Linked DNA regions of Mus musculus: region 2 is linked to region 1. A link is a loop called in an ENCODE intact Hi-C map of the cell type or tissue named here. Cell type or tissue: heart. All regions are shown on one strand. Links, peaks and the distances in the headings refer to the core of each region. The heading gives the core; the rest is flanking DNA. Region 1 holds the start of Msantd3 (Myb/SANT-like DNA-binding domain containing 3). Region 2 holds the start of Cavin4 (caveolae associated 4).

Region 1 (8,833 bases), core at 344-8,343:
TGTCTTTCCAATTTGCCTCAGATTAAATAAATATCGTCCTTTGAAAAGGCCGGATGCGACTCTGTTGCTTGGTAGAAAAGCCACTTTAAAATAGTTTCTAATATCCATTCTCAGTTAGATTCCGGGGGCTTCGTCCACTCAAAATAGTAACAGGCAGAGAGATAAAGGAAACATCAATTTGCAAAGAACATTGTGATTTTTCAGAACCCTGCTGTATTCAGGTTAGTTGCTCAATCTGTATTCTCTCCTTCAGAAAGCTTTTGTAGCCACCAGCTGCTATGTCAAGACTGCTTGGTAAGCCTGGGCCAGAGCAATCAAGCGCATGCTTAAAGCTCTTTTCAACTAGCACTAATAAACATTGTGGGAGTGGGCTGCAATGCCCTGAGGCAGGGGTATGCCATCACCTTTTCCCCACATAGCTTTACTTACTGGTTTCTGTGTTAATTTTGCTCTTCTGTGCATATTTTCCTTGGAGAACTTAAAATAGCTTTGTTATCGATACATACGATAGTATTTTCTATTTACTAGCTCACGGCCAAGCCCTCTGTATTCACCATCTCATTGAAATGGCCCTATTAAGTAGGTGTTGCTCCACTATACAGATGTTAACACTTGAACAGCCACGCTAAAAACTTGACCAGGGTAGTTTGCCACCCCTAGTCAGGAAACAGCGAGTCAGACAAGATGAAGACATTGTGTTAGGGATTTGAGTTGTCACCCTGGCCATATTAGTTTTGAAGCTAGCCTGACTCTCTTGATTTGAGGAGAAACTCGTGGTCAAATGTCTTCTTAGCAGTATGTCTTCATGTGGCTCAGGCCAACCTTCAGCACTTTAAACAGAGAACTCTGACCATTTATTGAGGTTCAGGTTGAAGGTTTTACCCACCTGTACTGGCTAGTTTTGTGTCAACTTGACACAGGCTGGAGTTATGAAGAGAATGGAGCTTCAGTTGGGGAAATGCCTCCACGAGATCCAGCTGTAAGGCATTTTCTCAATTAGTGATCAAGGGGGGAGGTCCCAGTGTGGGTGGTCCCATCCTTGGGTTGGTAGTCTTGGTTTTATAAGAGATCAGGTTGAACAAGCCAGGGAAAGCAAGCCAGTAAGTAACATCCCTCCATGGCCTCTGAATCAGTTCCTGCTTTTTGACCTGCTTGAGTTCCAGTCCTGACTTCCTTTAGTGATGAACTAACGTGGAAATGTAAGCTGAATAATCCCTTTCCTCCCCAACTTGCTTCTTGGTCATGATGTTTGTGCAGGAATAGAAACCCTGACTAAGACACCACCCCATCACGTAGGCATTGTTAACTCCCTCATAAACAATGAGAACACAGATTCAAGGAAGAGAAAATATGTCATGAAGAAATATGTAGTATATAGGTCCTCGTGGTACATCTCCTGCTTGCCCATACTTTACTACCTATCAATCAAATTTCCAATCTAAATTGATCTTCAAATTTCAGTCCAATAGTTTTCCTTTTTGTTTTTTGTTGTTGTTGTTTTGTTTTGTTTTTCGAAACAAGGTTTCTCTGTATAGCCCTGGCTGTCCTGGAACTTACTTTGTAGATCAGGCTGGCCTCGAACTCAGAAATCTGCCTGTCTCTGCCTCCCAAGTTCTGGGACTAAAGGCGTGCGCCACCACGCCCGGCTAATAGTTTTCCTTTGGTTACATCCTCAGAACAATATCTTTAAGGACTTCCGATCTGACATTACTTGGAAGGCCTAAGTGCAAATCATAAAGTTTGTTAGCCAATAGCACCCTCCCCACCCACCAGTCAGTTTCCTGACTCTGGGCAATTTCAAAGCTCCTGGGACAGTAGATAAGTTATTGTTAACACAAGGCAGAAAAAGTAGTTACAACTCTCTAGTCTAGTATTTTATAGGTGCTTCTGCCTCCATACCAGAAAATGTTAGGCTGTCTCTCTGTTCTTTCCCCAGTTCAAAAACCGGATGATCACCTGTTTAAAGACTGAATGTGTGACTCATGCCTGTAATTCCAGCATTCCAGAGGCAGAAGCAGGAGGATCTGAAATCCAAGGTCATTCTCTGCCTCATAGCAAGTTTGAGGCTAGCCTGGGCTAGAGGAGACCCTGCCTCAAAAAGCAACAACAAAGTTACACATGGCCACATTACCACATATGATCCAGAAATTCTACTCTAAGTATGTATCCCAAAGAATTGGAAACAGGTTCTTTAGACAAATGCATGTCTAGGGGTTTTCAGAGAACCAGTTCACATTAGCCAAAAGGTGGAAATAATCTAAACATCCACTAATTTCTGTAAGAACAGATATGCAAACTGTAGAATACACAATGGTCAGCTTATGTAGCCACAAAAAGCAATGAAGTAAGAGGCATGCTACAATCTGGATGAACCTTGTTTGGATTCTTTGACCTGGCCAGAGTGACCAGGCCCAATGAAGCTGGCCTGTGATATCAGCTACGAGCTAGGGAAGCTGAGGCAGGAGGTTTGTAGATTTGTAGGCTGCCTGGGCCCCAGAGTTCAATGCCAACCTGGGCAGCTTAGTGAGTACCACCCCCAACTACACACACACACACACACACACACACACACACACACACACACACACACATACACACATACACACAACCTGCCGCGTGCTCCAAAAAGACACACGACTCCATTTACATGAAATGTACAAAAAGGTAAATCGATAGAAACAGAAAAGAGATTAATGGTTTTCAGGGACTAGGCAAAGGAGTGACTACGTAATTGGTGCGGGGGTTTCCTTCGGATGGAACCCTTAAGAATAAGGAGGTGAAGTGATTATCGTTGGCTATTCTAAGTGTAATGAGTGCCACAGGATTGTTTATTTTTAAATTGTTATCTCTACGCTTGGTTGAGTTTCATCTCGCTTAAAAAGAAAAAGTTTGAGAACCTTCTCTTTGCCCTTCTCTGGGCTTGGAATCTTCTTCACGGATCTATGGCAAAAGAAACCGTCTTCATCCTGGGGGGAGGGGTGAAGGCCTTGTCGGCAGAAGGACCCCTGCCCCCAGTTGTTTAAGCCGCCCGGCATTCGTCGCAGCGCGCCTTGGGTCCCACTGGGTAGGCACACAGGGTCTGAGTCGTGTCCTGAGGTCGGTGCACGTAGCCGGGGTCCTTGGGGGGAGGGGGAGCGCACACCCCATCTCTGGAGACACATCCCGCCCATTAGAATCACAAAAGTTGGCGCTGAACTCAGAGTAGGAAGGGGTGCCGTTCCCAGCCTCGTGGAGTCCCCGACGAAAAGGGCCCACGTCAGTCAGGAGGCTCGCGCTAACTCGTGCGGGCGACTGCCACATCCCCGGTGTGGGAAAATGCATTCTTTTGTTGTTGGCGGAGACGGGCCCCTTCCGCAGCTCCCGGGCCAAGGTGGGCAGCGCGGCGGAACCGGGGCTCGGGAAGGTGGGGGACTGCACGGGGCCGCGCTCCCGCCCTCCGCGGCGCCCACGGAGCGGCAGGCGGCAGCGGCCCGCGAGGGGGCGGCGGCGCGGGGCTTTGTGGCCGCGGCGCGCGCGGCGGGGCCTGGCCGGCCGGGGGCGCGCGGCCGCCCGGCGCCTGGAGCCCGCGGCCCTGCCGGCCGCCCAGCCCGCCAGAGCAGCCCAGGCCGCCGCGCCCGCGCCTCCGCGCCCCTCCCCGGGACTTGCGGCCGCCGCGCCGCCGCTGCAGGTAGGAGGTTGAGGCCCGGAGGGCCGCGGCCGGCGGGGAAAGCGGGCGGAGCGGGAGCGCGGGGGTCTGGCGGGCTCCCGGGCCGAGCCGCCGCGCCCTCCTCCCCGCAGGCCGACGGCCGCCTGCGCGCGCCGCGGTGCCCCGGGAGCCCGGCCGGCCTGCCGCGTACAAAGCGCCGGCGCGCGGGCCTCGCAGACGCGCTGGAGCTCCCGGGACGGGAGCTTGGAGCCCGGGGCCCGGGAGGCTCTTGGGGGGAAACCCGGCTGACCCCGCGGAGCCCCGGTCCACATATCCCCACTGTGTGCGGGGGAACTGTGCTCACCGCTTTTCAGTACTTGTCTCCATTGAGACCCCCTGCCTCCTCCAGTCCGGTCCAGAGGTATAAAGGGCTGGGTCCCTCCTAAAGAGGATCTTAGAAGGAAATAGTGCATCACATCCCTGCCCGACTGACCTTGGGAAAGCTCCTTTACTCTGAGGCTGCTGGGTTGATGTTTCTATAATGGGGGAGTAGGGTGTGATGTAATACCCACCCCCAAGTACTATTGTGAGAGATAATGTGTGTCGGCTGATAGCTAAAATTAAGCACTTCATGTCCCAGGCCCTAGGTCCTAAACAGTTGGCTTGAATTATTAAACCATCGCACGGGCAATCTGTAAATTGCAGGAAGGGTTTTTATGTTGGAGTAAGAAACAAGAATTTAGTCTCCTGTTGTGATTATTGAGAATGGATGTTTTATTGCTATGATAAGTACAAAATGTTTTGCGGTACTTAGGATAATGGTTCTAGGATAAAGACACATATTTTCACACATTTAAAACTGGAGCTGGAATAATAGGGCCTGAGTTGTGTGTGTGGGATTTTCGCATATCCGAAGAGACCATGCGTGTGTAGTTACCCAGGAAATTGTTGAAAGTTAATAAAATAGTTCCTGAGTTTAGGATTGAGGCCAGCTACGAGAGTTTGAGACCGGAGAGCAAGAAAAGGGATGGAGAAAAAGTATTTCAAAACCCGGAGAAAGATGGGGTCATCCGCTTACTCTCCCCACAGCTGCGTCTTGCGACAGGTCCATTCTGAGGAGGTAGCAGGAGAGGTCCTGAAGAAAGATCAGAAGTTGTCTTTCTTTACTCCTGCAGCAGGGTGAAAGCGTTCAGAAGCCATGCAGACCCTGTCGTTAGGCCTGGAAAAGCGTTCTGCGACTTGGGATGCAGGGGTTCCTGGTAGCAGTGTTTGTTTGTGTTTCGGGAGATGACGATAGCAAACAGCCCCCAAGGTTGATAAGTGGTTAACTTAGCAGCGGCCTAACTGATGTGAAGAAGGGGAGTTGCGACCCTTCCTCACTTAAGTGTCCCAGTGGGCTTGAAGAAACTTTTGAGTTTCAGTTTGGGATGGGGGAGAAAGGCTTTGTAGCCTGCATGAAAAAAATGAGGAGGACAGGAAATATCCAGGGGCGGCAGTAGGGGGGGAGGGCAGTAAGGAAAGGAACTGGGCGCTTTAGTCCACAGCCTGCTGGAAGCATGGCTGGCCCCTTCTCAGAGAAGGCACCCTGCCCTCTCCCAATTTCTTACACCTTTCCCATGAGTGTGCCTGACAGACTTGTTGGATAAAGGAGTTTTGTTTCAAACTAGGACTCAGAAGAGAATTTGGGGGTACACAGAGATGCCCAGTGGAAAGAGCAAGTGCTCTGGGGGAGATAGACAGCTGGGACCTCATCTATTTCCTGACTATCACTCACCTTATGATTATAGTTTGTGCATGTGAGAGAATATGACTTTTTTTTCCCCCTCAAGTAGTTGGCAGGGAACTCAAACAGCACTTCACTGTATTTCCTGGCTATAGGACATTCATTCATTCATTCATTCATTAAAAAAAAAAAGGTCTCCAGAGTGCCAGTCCATTGCTGAGTCATGCTACATGCCGAGATGCAGAGATGAGTCAGAAATTATATCTTTCCTTAGGAGTTTCCCATTTCAGAGAGGGAGGTGGACACAAAGGGTAAATTACAGAGCGTGTGGGAAGTGCTACTGGTTGACGTTTGTGATGGACAGTGTGCTTGCAGAAGAGTGGGTCACCTCCTTCCCTAGAGACTCGGGGCCAGTTGGAGCCCCATGGCAGAGATTCTGAGTGTTGTGTGACCTCCTGCCTTTCATCTATCCATGCTGCTGAGTCTCAGCCGTGACAGTCTCTCTCTTTAAAAAATGCACTTGCAGTGTACATAGAACTTGTAAGCTACTTGCTCCGTGGAGTCCAGAGAATGTTGAACAGTAGTTGAATGAGTGAATTATTAAGTAGGTAGCTAGCAGAAGTAAGAGAATAAATAGTGAGCGGCAGACGGAGAAAAGCCAGAGCTGGGTAGCAAAACATCAAGTTGCGCCCTCTGCATCCAGCAGAGATGACTGGAGGTAGAGCGGTTGATAGAACAACCACAAGACTAGATCAACCCGAGGGCTTACAGGTATGCAGCTGAAATCCGCCGGGGAAGCCCCATTGAGGTAGTCAGTTGGAATTCCCAATCATGGGTCCCAGGTAGCTTGGGCTTGTCTCCTCAGGTCAAAGAACAAATAGCAACAGATAGAGAAAGAACATAGTCAAATTGGGAGTTCCCAACTGGCAGGATCCTAGGCCTGAGGACCCTCCCCATCCACTCCATGGAGGAGCTTCAAGTTCAGTTAAGCTGGTTGCAAACAGTCTACCTCCTAACTGTCCTCAAGGACAAAATGTGCATAACGCCCACTGTGGCTTACTGTTTTGCTTATTACAGAGTTAAGGAGTCAGCCTTCCCCAGGAGCAGGAGTCTTGGAGGAGACAATGGAAGGCCTCCCCATGCCCCAGAGTCAGCTTTCACAGGCTTAAGCAGCACAGGACAGTTATAATACATTATAACCAGTATAATATATGCCACACTGTCTAAACTCATTTTGGAAGAAGAGCTGTTACATATAAACAAGAGTGTAAGCATTAGGCAGGCTTTAGAACAGTTACATGGGAGCTGAGCAGTTACACAGGAACTGGGTCTGTTAGGATTAAAAAAAAAAAAAGCAACTGAATGACCTTGGGCAAAGATCACAGGCAGAGGACGTCAGAAATAAACCGAGCCATGAGAAGGTAGCATGAAGGTGAGTTTGGTTTGATCGGATTGAAAGACACAGTAGGTGGGGCAGATGGAGGAGTTGCTTGTAGTCAGGCAGGATGTAGAAAAGCCCTGAGTGATGCACGAGGAGTTTGGACTTGTTTTATTTTGTAGGAGGTAGAAGAGATGTCACGGGATACAAGCAGGGTGTGCCATGAGCACTATATTTTAGGACCATCTCTCTTCGACCCTATAGGGAGGGACGCAGTGGGCATTTGGGAGACCAGTTAGAGGTTAAGGTCTTACAGAAGGTACAAGCGGTGAGAACAGGGGAGATGGAAGTAGACACTGAAGTACATTGTAGAATGGAGTTTTGTCAGAAAGTTGCGCATGTTGGAGAACATGCTGAGGACCTTGGCTTGGGAAGCCTCCTGGCTATGGCTGAAATCACCAGTCTTCATGAGACTTGTAGACAGTGGGGGAATAATTAGTATGGCTTTAGCTCTCTGGAGAATTGATAATTTCTGAGGTACCCATATGGGGCAGTAATAGAGGAGGTTGCTAGGGAAATGTCAATCCGTCTGAACAAACACTGAGCATCTCCTGTGTGTGAAAGATGCACATAAAGCGTAGTTCCCCCTTGACAGAGCAGATGGATTGCAGTGCGGAAAAATTGTAAGAGGCGCTGTGGTAAGAGCTGAGTACTTGATAGCCTTGGGCTAGAGCAGATCTGAGAGTCAGTCTTCTGATGTGGGAGTGAAGGAGAGTGTCCTGGCTAAGACAAGAGGCAGGATGGTGTAGAACACCCTCAGAAGGGCACCTTCTGCATGTCAGAAGCACTTCCCGAACGGGAGGCTTTAATAATAAATCTAAAGGCGTTTCAGGGGCGCTTTAAGATGGAGCTGTGGAGGAGATGAAGGAAGGGACCAGGACTTTTAAGAATACTCACCCAGTTTAAAGTGGGGTTTGTGTAAGTGGGAGGACAAAGAGGAGGGTGAGGAGTATGAGGAGAGGGGCCTTGCCTTAAACACAAGGCTTATCCACTCACAGTCACGCACAGACACAGATGGCAAAAAAAACCCCAAGTTCTATGGCTGCCTGGAGAGAGTGGGGGCAACACAGTAGACGAGGCAAGGTCAGTGTTGGTGCCAAGCCCTCTAAAAAGAAAGGAGGAGGAGAGGAGGAAAGGGTGTCGGTGGGTGGCTGTCCTGGGCAGACAGGTTTGAGCCTGTGAGCCATGACAGCCACAGTCATCATGGGTCTCTGAAAAGCTGCCATTTCTACTTCCCTTAGGGCTTTCCTGGTATTCTCAGGAAACCAGAAAACTAAAATTTACTGATTAATCCCATGTCAAAAAGATATTTTGGACAGTAGAACATGTAACTGTAATTAGTAAACAAAACAACAAAATAAATGGCAATCAGGTGTGTGGCTACATGAATAACAACTATGGATCAAATGCCTGTGGGCCTTAGCTACCTTTCCTGGAATTGCTAAATGTACAAAGCTAAACCTGTGTACAGCCTTAAAGCAAGGACTGCTGGAAGGTGCCAGGATCATTTCATTGTGCTGCACAGTATTTTATTTCACTGGTCCAAAGCCCTACTAGCTTAATGAACAATCAGAAAATGCTGTCCATGTGTCTTTGGCTGTATTGGGCTGTGGAAATTAATTTGCAGAGGAACGACTGCTAATCTGGACCCACCCGCCCTGGATGGGACTTAGAGAACACCTGCTTTAGCTGTAATTTAGAGCTGAGGAGCTGACAGGGAGGAAAGAGGACTTGCTGCATGCCACGAAATAAGTGTCAGCATGCCCTTACGTTTTCAGACGACACGTCAGTCACTTTCTGCCACTGTGCCTAAACCCTGAGCTAATTGGTTTATAAAAAGAAAAGGCGTGGGTTGGGGGCATAGCTGAGCAGTGGACACTTCCCCAGCGTACAGGAAGCCCCAGGCTTAGTCCCGAGCACTGCAGTTAGGAACTGGTAAAGGTCATTGGGGCTCATAGTTCTTGTTTGTTTGAGACAGGTAGCCTTGCCTGGCCGGAAACTCACTATCTAGATGAAGCTAGCTTTGAACTCATAAAGATCCACTTGC
Region 2 (8,750 bases), core at 751-8,750, 120 kb after region 1:
TGGAATTCCTCCCGGTCATGGTGGGTTAGTGACAGTTGAAACCAGTTGCTTAGCCTGTCAGCCAGCTCCCTCGTTATGAAATGGATATGATCCCAGCCCTGTCTGCATCAGACTATATTTATAAGGATTAGTGAAAGAAAATCCACTGAAACCATCAGAAACATTGTCGTTAAGGCTTTTAAGTTAAGGCAAAGCAGCCCTCTTTGAAACTGAATGCAAACATGGAATATTAGGGCAAATACAGTGGAAATGGTCTTGTAATGAGGCTGTTTCCACACAGGAGCATCGAATTTGCACAGATGGCTACTACCGATACTAACAGTAGGATCCAAACTCAAAGTGGCCAGAATCCACATAAGTGCCTTACTCTGCATTCACACACTCCTTTGCAAGAGCTGATCATGCAGTCTGGTGGGTAGAGAAAGGAATAGTTAACACTGTCTGGAGGTTTGTTCCACATTAGGACCACCTTTACTGAAATGTAAGATCAGGGACCAGGAATCCCTCACCTGTAGGGAGGGGCCCAGTCTCCTGGGCGGTTCTGTGGCATGCCGCAACTAGGTGTACTCCAGCTCTGATTGACTTAGAGGGCTTCCGCGCATCCTGTCTGAGATCATCGGTGTTGTGCTATTGCTCTCCGTCAGAGAAGCTTCCTTGTCGCCTTGGCGCTGTGATAATGCTCAGGAAAAGTAGTGAGGTCAGCATCTTTTCACCTTCACAGCGATCAGTCTCGGGAACTGAGGACTTACCGGGCCAGAGAGGCCGACGTCCCTCTCAGAAATGTGTATCAGCAGTGTGTGACCCCTCCCAACTCCAGCTATAGAGCAAAGAACAACCAGTCATTGTGCCTTGAATTAAGTCTCTTACTTCCTTTTCTAACGGGTGCAGTGTGTGAACTGTGCGTTACTTTGACATAGTTTAAACATCCTTAACTGATTTTGTTTTTTAATATCTGTATTTTCAATGCAACAGGAAATGCCCCAAGAACAATAGAGGGCGGAGGCAGAAGCAGAACCTGGGTCATTTTACTTCAGACACTTCATCCAGAATGGTCTGAGCCGCGGACTTTTATATGCGCACTGACCACGTGATGTACATTTATTATGTCTTTTTTTAAAGAATGGAAATATTTATTTCAGAGGCCTTATTTTTGGACATTTTTAGTGTAGTACTGTTGGCTCGTATTTAGAATATTTAGCTACAACAGTTTTTGACTGTTTAGTAGTCTCTGTTTTATGTTTTTAAATACAGAAATTGGCTTCACGAATTTGTAACACATGGTGATACTACTAAGACTTGTTCTTTATCCATGGAATGTAATATTTTTGCAGAGACGGATGGACCCACTTCACGGTGGTCATAAAGTCATACTTCTTCCCCAGTGACCACAGCAAATGACAAAGCATGAACTAAAGTAAAGATGTTTACAGATTACTTTTCTTACAAAAAAAATCTAGAGGACACTGTGTTTAAATAGATATTTAAATGCTTTTGAGGTTTAGTATCTGATTTTTTTTAGACACTTCCCCTATTGCATGGGCTGCCAAGCTGTGTGTATGTGTTAGATGTCACATATTTATAAGCTGTACAAACTGCAGTTGACTATTTCTCTCCTTGAAGAAATAATCCTAATCATTTTAAAAGGGGCCTGGGAATTAACGGTGGAACAGGTCACTGAAAATAGGTTTAGATATTGTCAAGATAGGGCGTTTAATGAGCAGATTGCAATAAAACCTACAGTATCAGCTAAACTACTTTAATACACATTCATTTTTAAACATTGTATTTGTTTTAATATAAATGTACAAATTATATCAGTGTTTGTGAATACAATGCAGAAATAATTGTTAATGATTGGTGCTCTGAAAGTGAGCTTAAAAATGACCTAAGACCTCTAATTCAAATCTGTCCTGTAGTAGCTCTATTAATAGATCGTTGGTGTTTCAAAGTCTGAACTGTGAGTAGAATGTATCGAGGCGTTTAACATGTAGTTTAGCCAGTCAAAAGTATGCATGTAGAGTTTAAAGACTATGTTTAAACTTAAATATTAATTTTAATAATTTGATTTGGAAAAGCATGTTATAATATAATGTTTTCACTATACGGTCTGCTTTGTGTGCTCATTTATTGTATTATTTGATATTGGTCTGTTAGTACTAATAATAGGAACAATTCATAGGACAAGAAGATTGCAGTTCAGAATTCTCTTTCCTTTTACAAACCACCCCCTGAAATGATCCAAAGAGAAAAACTTAGTTCAGTGTTTGAAGCAACTTGGCTTGCAGGCTCAGTATGAGTAACATAGTGGCTTTAGTGAACTTCTTCTCACAGTTTCCCCCTCCCACCCACACAGACTTATTTGAGGTCCTTAGTCAGTCGGCAAGCATGTTTGGAACCGGCCCCGGTGCTTTGCAAGGGCTCATGTTGCAGGGCAGTCACGTATGGGCACTTGTGTTATAAATACTTGACCACTCTCCAGGGTGCGGTTTTCAACCCTTTAAAGCAGCTCCGTTGCCTGCTTCCTAGCCGACTTTTGGCTCCAGGCGTAGGAACCGGATTGCCATAGGACACCTTCTGCTGAGAAAAAAGTAAAATGGAACACAACGGATCAGCTTCAAATGCTGGTAAAATCCACCAGAATCGGTTGTCAAGTGTGACGGAAGATGAAGACCAAGACGCAGCCCTCACCATTGTGACCGTGCTGGACAGAGTGGCCAGTGTCGTGGACAGTGTGCAGGCAAGCCAGAAGAGAATTGAGGAGAGACACAGAGAAATGGGTAACGCGATAAAGTCTGTCCAAATAGACCTGCTGAAGCTCTCACAGTCACACAGCAATACGGGCTACGTTGTCAACAAGCTGTTTGAGAAGACCCGGAAAGTCAGCGCTCACATTAAGGATGTCAAGGCCCGGGTAGAGAAGCAACAGGTTCGTGTAACCAAAGTCGAAACCAAGCAAGAAGAAATAATGAAGAAAAACAAATTCCGAGTGGTAATCTTCCAGGTAAGCTTGCATTTGGGGCCAGCTCGATGACCATATTCCCTCTCATCCTTTGCCACCGAGTCACAGGGGTGTCCAATGTCACATGTCAGCCATGGTATATGGGAATATACTGAGCTCGCCAAATAGTCACCTTGGGAGAGAGAACCATTCCTAACCAATGCTGCTGTCTCTCGCCCATGGGTCAGGCTTCTTATTAGTCATGGAATGTGAACTGTGGCTTGTGGCTCGGGCTATTTCTTGCCTTTGAAACTCAATACTGTCAGGTTCTTTCAGCATTTGAGTCTTAGTAAACACAGTGACCCAGTAGACTTTAGAATGTTGGAGCCAAAAGGGTCTTAAGAAATCTCAAGTTTGAAGACTGGTTTTGCTACATAAAAGAAGAAACCGGGAGGTTCCAAGGATGCAGTTCGGGAGTAGAACACTTGTTCATGTGGCCGAGGCTTGTGTTTGATTTACAGCAGCCCCCTAAAAGAGAACAGTTTAGGAGCCAGCACCCAGGCAGTCATAGATTTATTCTTACCAAGAACTCAACCAGTAAATCAAAAACTCTGAATATAGTTTGTCCATTGGAATTTTTTTTGTATTATTCACAATAAGAAAAGCTAAGTGTTTCCAAATCAGGCCATTATTTGTGTTAAAAATGTTGACTGGTTTTGTAAGACAGTCCAGCCCATAGTTCATGGTGACCTAACCCTCACTATTTAATAATCCAGGCTGGCCTCAAACTATGGTGGTGATCCTGCCACAGCCGTCCAAGTGCTAGTACTATAGACACTGAGTCCCAACTCCCCATTAAGTTTTATGTCTTAATATTATTCTTACAATAATACAGATATAGAAGTCCATAAATAATTCCTTACTCAATTGGGAAGCCTTTTTCCCCCCCGCTAAGATCCTATAAATGCTCAATATATGTTTTTAAAAGACCCTATGGGAAATACATATATTGTATTATAAAAATACAGTATATTTCTTAAGCTCTTGTAAATTAAATGGACAAGTTGGACTCTTTAGTCACATTAAGAATGAACGATGATAAGAAAAGACAAAGCAGATGACACCAGGGATCTTTGCTTGCCTATTTAAACACTGGCTGGTACAGAACTGTAAATCCAAAGTACAAAGGTTAGGGAAGGCCCGTCTTTCCAGTTCTGCTCTTGGGAGAATCAGTTGGCACATTTTGGGAGACATTTTTGATAGTATGTATTATGAACTTTAAATTTTTCCAAACCTACTGGCCCCGAATTTCCTGTGTGTCAGAGGATTTGTTGTAAGCATAAAGTCAGGAATGTGTGGGAATGTCCATCCATGCATACACACATCTATATACTTTTAAAAGTGGAAGTCAGTGTGCACAGAACCCTAGAAGAGCAGACAACATGAAATACAGAAACAGTGATAGAAACGTCAGGCCTGTAACCTTCACGTTCTCTGTGCATTCGGCAGTGTCCCAGACTCAAGTTACGCTGGAATGGGCGAGAGGTACTTTTGGATTTGTTTTTATCAGTTCACAGGGTATTTAGGGAAAAGATGGGGAATTTCGAAGATAGAAGAGTACACTGGTGTCTTTAAAGTTCTTTCCCATCACCCTTTTCTTATAAGCTCCGAGAGGCCTTTCTCTAGGCTTAAAAATGTCACCTGACTTCAGGTGTCCATTCCAGTACTGGTGCAGATAGTGATGAGCTGGGCATGGGACCAAAGAATAGATCCATTCACCTCCTGGGGCATCAGCCACTGCCTGCTCACCCTCATGTGCATGCTTATGTCAGGAAGAACACTGGGGGCCCCACGTATCAGGGGAACCTATAAGCAAAGCAGTTCCCTCAGGATTCACAGAAGCTGCAGCAAGGAAACAGAAATTTCACCTGGCTCCATCTATCGGTGAAATTCTCTCCCTGACCCCTACAGAAAAGCTGTTTTTCTATTTGTTTCTATTCTCTGTAACTTGCTGGTATTTCCTTCCTGTGTTTGGATTCTATAGTTCCATAAAGAAACTGAGAGATACTAGCTAATCATAAAGCTCTTTTCTTTTAAGACAGACTACCTTGAAGATGATGTGAAACTAAGATGTATAAATTATGCAGGAGTTTGTCAAAACAAAACAAATTGCTACCTTTTAGAAGCCTACAGGGAAAATAGGAAGTTTCATATTGTTGACCTAAGACTGAAATTTCTGTACTTGTTATAGGTTAGAATGTATATAGATATATTTACATGGTTATTTTTAGCAGTTAAGATTAACCTTACTTAATTCTCATCGAAGACTGTCCCTTCTAAACTTATTTGAAACTGAGCTAGGCCGCTTAAATATATCTTCATTTTTTTTTTTTTTTTTTTTTTAAGATTTATTTATTTATTATATGTAAGTACACTGTAGTTGTCTTCAGATACACCGGAAGAGGGCACCAGATCTCATTACGGGTGGTTGTGAGCCACCATGTGGTTGCTGGGATTTGAACTTCGGACCTTCGGAAGAGCAGTCGGGTGCCCTTACCCACTGAGCCATCTCACCAGCCCCCATATATCTTCATTTTTATCTGAGATATTCCTTAAGTTTTCCCAGGCATCTCTTTTGTTGATAATATTTATTGGTGTCTTATCTTCTACAGTTGTATACGTCTAAGCTTTTGGCCAAATTCTGAATGTTGGCATTTAAAGGTTGCCTGACATTCTTACCCAGGTTGTTTCTCTTTGAACACTGGTGATCCCTCTCCCTGTGCGTGGGTGGCATGAGCCACAGCGTAGCTTCTCAATTGCAGTTACTAAGGAAGCACAAGTCTGTGGCTAGAAAGTTTTCAGTCTCCTCTAATGATAAGTTCTGCACTTCTGTGTATCCAAAGTGTTGCTGGCTGTGTTCCTTTGATACTGATTCGCTTCCACTTTTCTCGGATCCTTAGCATTCATTCTGCTGTAACAATGGTCCTTTAGACCAGGTGTGGTGGTGTAAACCTACAGTCCTGTCAGTTGCCAGGCTGAGGCAGGAGGATTGGGAATTCAGATATCCTGTGATTTTTGAGGCATGCCTGAGCTATGTGAGACCCTGTCTCAAAAACAATAAAAAGCTAGTTTTACCTGGACTTTGATATAGACATGTGATTGTATTCAGAAGTCAACTGTAATTTACCCCATCAACCTTCTGTCGTTAGCACTGTGTGCTTGCCCTTAACTCACAGTGGTCCCAGCTCCTGGGGGCTGTGTTAGATTCCCCGGCAAGGTCTTTCCCTACCTTTGTCTCTGTTTGCTTGATTTTGTACTGTCGGCTCTGTGTTTGAAGAGAAGGATGTGTGATACTCCAGTTTCCCCGTGTCTTACGCCTCCACTGCAGGCTTCTGGGGATCTCTGTCTACCAAGTAATACCCTGATGCCCTTTGGCTCTTTCCTTTTCTAATTATACCTTCTTAGGCTCGCCCAGCCCACACTTTTGCTGAGGCGGCTCCCCACAACAGGTGTCAGGAAGGGAGAGGAATAACTTGCCTGCCTCTAACTGATTCATCAGAGAGTCATTAGACGCCCACCTCTGCCTCTTTTGTCCAGGAGAGGCAGGGCTCATGAGCATTCTGATCCTGTAGCCAACAAGGCCATTTCAGTGAAGGAATTAGATTCTAAGGATGTCTTCTTGACTATCAAGCTGGTCATGTCTTAGAGTGTGTGCAAACATCCTTCTTGTGTATTTATTCAATCTGTTGAGTGGAATCAACCTGAATTTCAAACGTCTCATTTAGAAAATTTAACTCATGGTCCAGTTTTTAAAAATGTCATAATTCTTTGAGGCCAGCCTGGTCTACAGAGTGAGTTCCAGGATAGCCAGGGCTACACAGAGAAACCATGTCTAGAAAAAAAAACAAGAAAAAAAAAGTCATAATTCACCGGGCAGTGGTTGCACGCCTTTAATCCTAGGCAGAGGCAGGTGGATTTATGAGTTCTAGGCCAGCCTGGTCTACAAAGTGAGTTCCAGGATAGCCAGGGCTACACAGAGATACCCTGTCTCAAAAAAAAAAAAAATCGTAATTCCTGAAGTTTTTGCCTGTTGTGTTTTAGAAATAACCTCTAAATGGCACACCAGTTTCTTTCACCTGTGCCCTGTGCTGGCCTGTCTCTAGCTGGTTCTCTTCTGACACACTTGGCAGAGTCTGTTCTTCTCTTAAGTGGCTTTGCCCTTCACCCCTCCCCCGCCCTACTGTGTAATTCAGGCTGGTGTTGATCTTGTGGTCCTCCTCCCGAGTCCTCCTAAGAACTGGGGCTATGGTCATGGACCACTGTGGCAGCCAAATAAAGCTTTTAAGATGACTCATTTGATAGGAGACTTCGCTTGATCTGAAGCCATCCTGGGATGGTATAGAATTTTCCCAAAGTCAATTTCACTCTGAATTTTGAGATACCTTTTACCTCTGAGGAGTTTTGAATGAAACACCATTCAGTTGCTGGGAACTGGTTTTCCTCCTGCCGTGGGATCTGAATTCAGGCCATCAGGTTTGCTTGGCAAGTGTTTTTTACCTCCTGAGTCCAAACTCTTCTCCTTTTTAACGTGAGTTCCGGGGTCTGAACTTAGGTTCTCTTGGGTGGCAAACTCTTCCCTGCTGGGGCCTTCCCAGAGAGCCTTCCGCAGGCACAGAGAGGAGTGTTGGAGGGTCTTTGATGACAGGGTGGCCTGTAGAGGAGTGATCATCTAGGGGAGGGAGGGAGCCAGGCCAGGGGAATCTCTCAGCTGACCGATTAGTAATCAGCTGCTTCTTTATTTATACAGTTTTCACAGAACAAAGACAGACCAGTGATTGTCCAAGTGGCACAGAGTGTGTGCTTGATCTTTCTTTGTATGTGCAGGGTAACAAGTTCAGGTTAAAGAGTCCAAAGAAGTCTCCTCCGGAGCAAGCACGTTTATTATACGACAGCCTGCTTGAAGGTTGGCAGTATTTGCTGTCTGAAAGCACTCCGGACAAACAAGAGTATCTGAACTGGTCTTTTTATGAATAGCAAATAGAAATTATATAATAACTTCTCTTACTACATGTTTCATCATCTACACTGTAAAGTAGAAATGTTTTAGTTAATCTGTCCTATTTACTGAATTCCATTTCTCCAGGATGTACCCTGCGTGTCCCCTATCTTTAAGCTACATTTTTAGAGACCTAAGCCTATGATAAAAAGAGACCTTGAACCTATAACCTGTTCTCCTGGTCAGTCAGAGTTTGCCAATTGTCTCTCTGTTTACCCTGCACCGATTATGCTGTTTGAGTTTGCTCAGGGGAAGATACCCCAAGAAGATTTCTGGAGTGATAACCTCATTTAACTCTGTGCTTATCTGTGCTCAATGATCTCCAGGGCAAAAGGAAGACTTCCAAATAGTGGCCAGATAAAGTTAATTTTATGATTTTCATAAAGTAGCAAGTCCCCAAGAATGCAACACACAGAGCTCAAACTCCAAAAGTTAGAGACAGAAGGACAGCAATGGTAGTAATCCACTCGGCTTTGCTGGAACTGTGCCGAGCAGCTGTGCTTCTCGCCATTTTTAGTGGATATAGCTGTGCCACTTCACCAGCTGAGCAGTCTCCCTGTGCAAGAGTTTCATGATTTTAATAAATTTTATATATATTCTCTAATTCTTTTTTGCAGCCCAGACTTCATCCCCCTCCCGGTTTGCCCCATGACCATTTCCAACCCCATACCTCCTCCCCACTGTCTCCACGAGGATGTCCTCCAATGTCCTCACCACCCCCACCCCACCATACCTCCCTACTTCCTGGGGCCTCAA

Evidence for each region. A loop is a pair of places that touch in the nucleus more often than their neighbours do. Peaks named below come from ENCODE experiments on the same cell type or tissue, not always from the same donor. Only the 100,000 strongest peaks of a DNase experiment are listed, where the experiment ranks them.
Region 2: it touches region 1 in a loop (6-fold over the local background); 6 of 42 quality-filtered maps call a loop at or near these places.

The regions. Positions count from the first base shown.
Region 1 is chr4:48,536,902-48,545,734 of GRCm38, forward strand. Msantd3 (Myb/SANT-like DNA-binding domain containing 3) reads left to right here and starts at 3,180. Exons shown (of 3, transcript NM_001145924.1): 1 at 3,180-3,370. In heart, for the core only: no CTCF peak of the experiment used is centred there; DNase peaks (open chromatin) are centred at 3,300, 3,350 and 4,120; H3K4me3 peaks cover 3,509 bases; H3K27ac peaks cover 5,511 bases.
Region 2 is chr4:48,661,029-48,669,778 of GRCm38, forward strand. It overlaps Tmeff1 (transmembrane protein with EGF-like and two follistatin-like domains 1), which reads left to right. Exons shown (of 10, transcript NM_001356272.1): 10 at 973-2,103. The coding sequence ends at 1,057. It overlaps Cavin4 (caveolae associated 4), which reads left to right and starts at 2,486. Exons shown (of 2, transcript NM_026509.3): 1 at 2,486-3,001. The coding sequence starts at 2,594. In heart, for the core only: a CTCF peak has its summit at 4,890; a DNase peak (open chromatin) is centred at 2,413.